2 separate regions of the Homo sapiens genome follow, and region 2 is linked to region 1. Evidence: read pairs that join two places in POLR2A ChIA-PET (ENCODE). Cell type or tissue: PC-9. All regions are shown on one strand. Each heading gives the region's core, and the rest is flanking DNA. Links, peaks and the distances in the headings are about the cores only.

Evidence for each region. ChIA-PET counts read pairs that join two places held together with the same protein. Peaks named below come from ENCODE experiments on the same cell type or tissue, not always from the same donor. Only the 100,000 strongest peaks of a DNase experiment are listed, where the experiment ranks them.
Region 2: POLR2A ChIA-PET joins it to region 1 with 5 read pairs; 2 of 35 experiments call an interaction of 5 or more read pairs at or near these places.

Annotation. Positions count from the first base shown.
Region 1 is chr1:219,357,743-219,360,672 of GRCh38, reverse strand. It overlaps a transcript of LYPLAL1 not described here. Among named protein-coding and RNA genes, the nearest start is that of LYPLAL1, 190 kb to the right of the region's middle. In PC-9, for the core only: no CTCF peak of the experiment used is centred there; no DNase peak of the experiment used is centred there.
Region 2 is chr1:219,177,558-219,180,487 of GRCh38, reverse strand. It overlaps LYPLAL1 (lysophospholipase like 1), which reads right to left. Exons shown (of 5, transcript NM_138794.5): 2 at 1,242-1,341. Among named protein-coding and RNA genes, the nearest start is that of LYPLAL1, 5.1 kb to the right of the region's middle. RefSeq lists an enhancer at 2,636-2,925. In PC-9, for the core only: no CTCF peak of the experiment used is centred there; no DNase peak of the experiment used is centred there; H3K27ac peaks cover 766 bases.

The DNA of each region.
Region 1 (2,930 bases), core at 252-2,751:
ACAAACATACCCGTGAGCACACATGTGCATATGTGCAAACACACATATGCACAGACACACACAAATCCTTTTCATTCTGGCCCTTTCATTTACTCTACAAATGTAACTGAGTTTACTCTCTACCAGGGACTTTTCTGCAAGTTGGAATATGAAGAAGAATAAAAATAATTATGGTCTTTTCTCTCATAGGAACTTACGCTTTCATATGGGAGGCAGATCTTTGTCAAATGACTACTCCGATGTCTACGAGTACGAATTTCAATAAAGATTTTGAAGGCAAGCCTGAGAGTGCTATCAATCTGAAGAGAACTATGGCAACCTCCAAGAAGAGATGGTCTCATCAATAAATTCTGGACAAATAAAGAGGGATAACTAAAATTTATCACCAAGAAGTTCTCCCGATGCAAGGCATCCAGTTCCATGCTAAAAGCATACCGAACTTGGAAGGACTTTAGATAAGCTTTCAAGGTTCTAAACTTCAACCTGGTGTGGTTTGCAGTTTCTCTGTTGCTAGGTACAGCTCTTGCTGGCTACAGTCCATTCTGCATAATGCTCTCTTGGATTTTCTTAACATGTGGAGAGACAGGTTGATAATCCTGACTGAATTTCCCAAAGTTACTGATTTGTGCTGTTTCGGGATACATGAAAGTTCTGATTGAGACTTACAAGACCTTGGGCAAACAAAGATGGCTGACTATTAGAGGGAGGAAATTTTGATGCAGCTGCCTGTGTAGATACCCACATACTTCCCTTTCTATGCATTATATAACCGGATGTCATGCCCCATTCCAGTCTTGTGGACTTTTCATAACCAGTCTTTTTATGTGTTGTGTGTAAAGTTTGAAATAAAGCTGGCTTTGACTACCATGCCATAGAAATGATGGTTTTGATTCCAGGTGTGTCAGGTAATAGAAAATTTTGGACTTGCATTTTTTCTTTACAATCAGTTTATATCCCTTCAGTGACATTTTCATTACCTTTGTGTGTCTGTTTGTAGATTTTTTTCTCTGCATAAGTAGACAGATGTTATTTGCTATGCACTCCATGTTTATTTTAAGAAATTGGATCATTAAATCCACATCTCATGTTTTAGCAAATGACCTTCAAGTATAAAATGAGGTGAGGGCTGTTATTTTTAAGAAGAAAGGAAAGCTTTGTGAAAGACCATGGTGAGTGAATTTTGCTGTATCTGCTTCTGTTTTCTCCATTGTTCACAAGAAAACCGCTTGTCTGATCTCCAAAGTAATGGTTGTTTTATGCTCTAAAAGAGCTCAAGCCCCCAAATAATGAGGCTGATGTAACACTGGGAATAGTCAAAGGGGATAAATCCCTGATGTAAGAAAACACAGTTTGCTTTGTATGTTCTTTAAGAGTTGAACACTGAAGTGATCCTGGAGGTATTTGCTGCACTGCTGAGGTAAGCACAATGCTTTAAAATGGTCTGTGACACCCGCAGCAACATTAGTAATTAGCCAGAAATGTAAATGGTAGGTCAGCAAATCTCTTTATCATATTAAGAGTGATTTTAATTGCCAGGAATTTGTTTGCTTTTTTCATACTCTTAAGTATGATGTAAGGTTTCTACAGCTGGAAAAAAACAACTTGTTTCCTCACTTATATAGAGTTTGTAGTGTTGTCTGGGCTTTGGATTTTGTTTTCTAGTAAACTTATGTCTCTATAAATTGTCTTAATCAATAAAATCCTCATCTTGCAACTACTGGGAAGGCCTAGTGGTACTGCTACTGAATCTTGTGGGCATGTTCAGTAAGTGATAACCTCTGTCTCAACTGGGGCCTGAAATAGGATGGCCCAGATGACCGCACACACACACACACACGCACACACACACGCACTATAATTATGTATAATACAGCAATAATACTTGATATGATTTGGCTCTGTGTCCCCACCAAAATCTCATTTCAGCTGTAATCCCTACATGTTGAGGAAGGGACCTGGTGGGAGGTGATTGGATCATAGGGAGGTTTCCCCCATGCTGTTCTCCTGATAGTGAATGAGTTCTCATGAGATCTGATGGGTTTATAAGGGGTGCTTCCCCCTTTGCTCTCACTCTTTCGCCTGCCACCCTGTAAGATGTGCCTGCTTCCCCTTCTGCCATGATTATAAGTTTCCTGAGGCCTCCCCAGCCTGGTGGAACTGTGAGCCAATTAAACCTCTTTTCTTTATAAATTACCCAGTCTCGGGCAGTTCTTTATAGTGCTGTGAAAATGAACTAATACAATGATTGTTATTTCACTTAAATAGTATACATGCATAGTCGTTTCAGAATTAACTAGGATTCCCATAGAAAACAATTTTATCAACTAGAGTACAGTACTTGTGCAGTTTCTTTGGACTTTAGTTTCACAGAGTTCACTCATTTCCAAAGTTACTTAGTCAGCAACTTTCCCTTCTGCCCCTTTAGTGAGGTTACTTCATATTTTGTAATATAGTTAGAAGATTTTGTAGCATTCTGGATGCAATCCTGAAATCTCTGAACCTTCTAAATGATTTTTTTAGAATTTTCAAACACTGAAGTCCACTCTTGGTGTCATGAAGTTTCATGAGTTTTGTCAATAGCATCATGTCATGTATCCACCATTAAAGTATGACGCAGAATACTTCCACCACCCCAAAATGTCTCCTGTGTGGACGGCAAACACTGACCTGCTTACTGCCTCTACAGTTTTGTGTTTATCAGAATGCCATATAAAAAGAACATATAATATGTAGCCTTTGCAGACTAGCTTCTTTCATTTGGCATTACGCATTTAAGATCTATCCATGTCTTTGCTTGGTTTGATAGCTAACTTATTTTATTGCTGAATAGTATTCCATTGTATGCATGTACCAAAATTTGCTTATTTATTCACATCTTTGTTGCTTCCAGTTTTTGGCAGTTATAAACAAAGCTATTATGAACATTTGCA
Region 2 (2,930 bases), core at 93-2,592, 180 kb after region 1:
AATAACTCCTTTGAGTCTTCAGTCTTACATTATCATTTTGTTCTCCCTTTTTCAATTCTATCAATTAAAGTAAGTAAATTCTTATTAGTACATATAAAAACGTCCTTGAAGTTCTGGTTTTATTTCTCCTTAATACTAAGTTAATGAAAATATAAAGCAAGGCATTTGCATAGTATGCCTGATAAGAAAAAAATCAAGAACAGGCCAGGTGCAGTGCCTCATGCCTGTAATTCCAGCACTTTTGGGAGGCCGCGGTGAGTGGATCACCTCAGGTCAACAGTTCCAGACCAGCCTAGCCAACATGGCAAAACCTTGTCTTTAAAATTAGCTGGGCGTGGTGTCACATGCCTGTATTCTCAGCTAGGCAGGAGGCTGAGGCAGGAGAATCCTTTGAACTTGGGAGGCAAAGGCTGCTGTGGGCCAAGACTGCACCACTGCACTCCAGCCTAGGCAACAGAGTGAGACTCTGTCTGGAAAAAATAAAAAAAGAAGAAGAAAAAGAAACAAAAAAAAATCAAGAACAGATTATGAGAAAAATCAGATTGGGGCGTAGCTCCACACATCATTTCACTTAACCAAAAAAAAATCCCAATCCCTGATTTACGGCATGTGTTCCGAATAAAAGACTATGCAGATGTTAATTTAATATTTACAAAGAGTAGTTTGACCTCAAAACTATAGCAGTTTTATTACTGTGAATTTTTTGCACACACCTACAGGTTATATAACCTAAATATTTATTAAGTAGTCAATTCTATCTTCCTATTCTGGTTTACTGATTAAAAAAGCATAACATTGTTTCTTGATAATCCTTTTAAATGTGGAAAGAATGCCATAAAACCCTTTCCCAGAGATTATGAATTCTGGCTTAACTAAATTATTAGAAAGATTATACTTGTTGGAGTTATTAAGTTTCCTTTTGGGGTGAATGTAGGGAAGAAGTATGAAAGTTGAGCAATCTGCAGGGCAAGAGGAAGCAGAGTTACATAAGCCATGCTTGGGACACAGTTTAAATTCAGAGCTTTAGGGAATGCTTTACAGAAAGGGAATAAATTACTCACCTGGCAAAACTTGGTCCAACAGTGTAACTGCAATAAAGAATACATTCTGGGGACAAAGTACTCTAATTTAAAGTATGTTAAATACAAAATTAAGCTTAAAGAACACCTAGCTGGCACATCTCTCTATATATATTTTATGCCACAGAGTTATATTGACAAGTGAGATAAATTACTGCATACCTGGGAGGAGCTGTTGGATAAATAATTTTTATGTGTTGGAATGTTAAATCTTGATTTAAAACCTGCTTGATCCACATTCTTAATCCTTGTCCAGAATCACCTGATGAATCAAAAAATCTAGATTAAAATAAATATTTTAGTAATACAATGCATTTCAAAGCAGTCTAAAACTTTTATGTCACACAGAGGATGGAATAAAGGATTTAAAAAAGCTCCATACATCATAATAACCATATAGAAACTGACTTACTAATATGAATTAACTAACTAGGTCTCAATAACTAGCAATAATTTTGATTATTTTACTCCTGGCTTCACCATTGATTACTCTGAAGATCTTGTTTAAGCTTAAGTTTTAAGTTACCTAATTTGTTTAGTGGGTAGTACAGGAATAAATAAATAAATTGATTTTTCTAAAAAAAATTTTATTTCTGTATTTATATGTGACTTTTAATAGTCATTTCTTATCATATTCTTAATAGTAATAAATTCCTAAAGTGACTGTTAAACTTCTGTAGTTAGAAGAACCTAATTTTCTTGGTTAAAAAAAGTCCAAAATGTGTGTTCAGTGTAATTTTATTTTAACTTGAAAAAATCATAATTTAATTTTGACAACATGTTTACATGACCTAAAAGAAGAATTATCTACTCCAAAGCTGGTAAGTAATAAAAAGCCATATAAATATTAATGTATATGTATTTACAGAAAAAAATGGAAGGAAATATAAGTCCATCTTATGGAGTCCTGAGGAGGAAATTAAGGTCACAACTTTAATTTTTTAATCAATTAACTCATTAAGGTATCAGTTCAAAAACTGCCTATTGAATCCCTGTTAATGTGTCAAGCACTGTGTTCACTGCTAGAGAGGCAATGATGGTGGGGTGAGGGAGGAATAGAGTCCCTATTCTCATGGAGTGTGTAGCATATTGTGAAAAACAGAAATTAGTCAAAAAATCACACAAATAAATGTGAAAGGCAAATGTACCTGCTTCAAAAATGAGACACTTGGTGTTGCAAATATTTATTTTATTCACAACTGACTGGGTTTATGGAGTTCAACAATAAATGCACTAGCCTATAAACTCTGCAAGAGGAAGTTTATGATGTATTTTATCTGAGTTATTTGTTCACATAGTGCCTAGAACAGGACTGACAAAAACTGGGTATCCAAATATAGTTGCTGAATGGTTTGAACTAAAGTCTACAGGATGGTGAGAAGTGCAGGGCAGAAGAAAAAAGTATCCCAGGGCGAGGAAAGGGCAGGTGCCAGGATTCTGGATAAGAGGGAGCAGTATGACATGTAAGAACTGAAAAGCAGAGAATGAAAAGAGCAGTGTCTATAAAATGAGACCAGAGAAACTGTAGGAACGTGACAAATCTGTTCATGAAGAAGTCATGAATATTTCTGACAGAAAGGTTGGCATGATTCTAAAGGATCAATCTGGAAGCTGTGTCAAGACAGAATTGAAAGAGAGCAAAAGTAGATGTACAGAGATCAGTTAGGAAACTACTGTTCATGCTTAGACTACAGCGATGATGTAGATAGAAACAGATACTAGAGAAATTTAGGTGGTAAAATTAATAGAGATTGGCAACGGATTTGTTATAAAGGGTCAACAGTAAAAGGTCTCATGGATGACTAACAGGCTTTTGGCCGGAGTAACTGGGTGAACAATACTAGACACCTG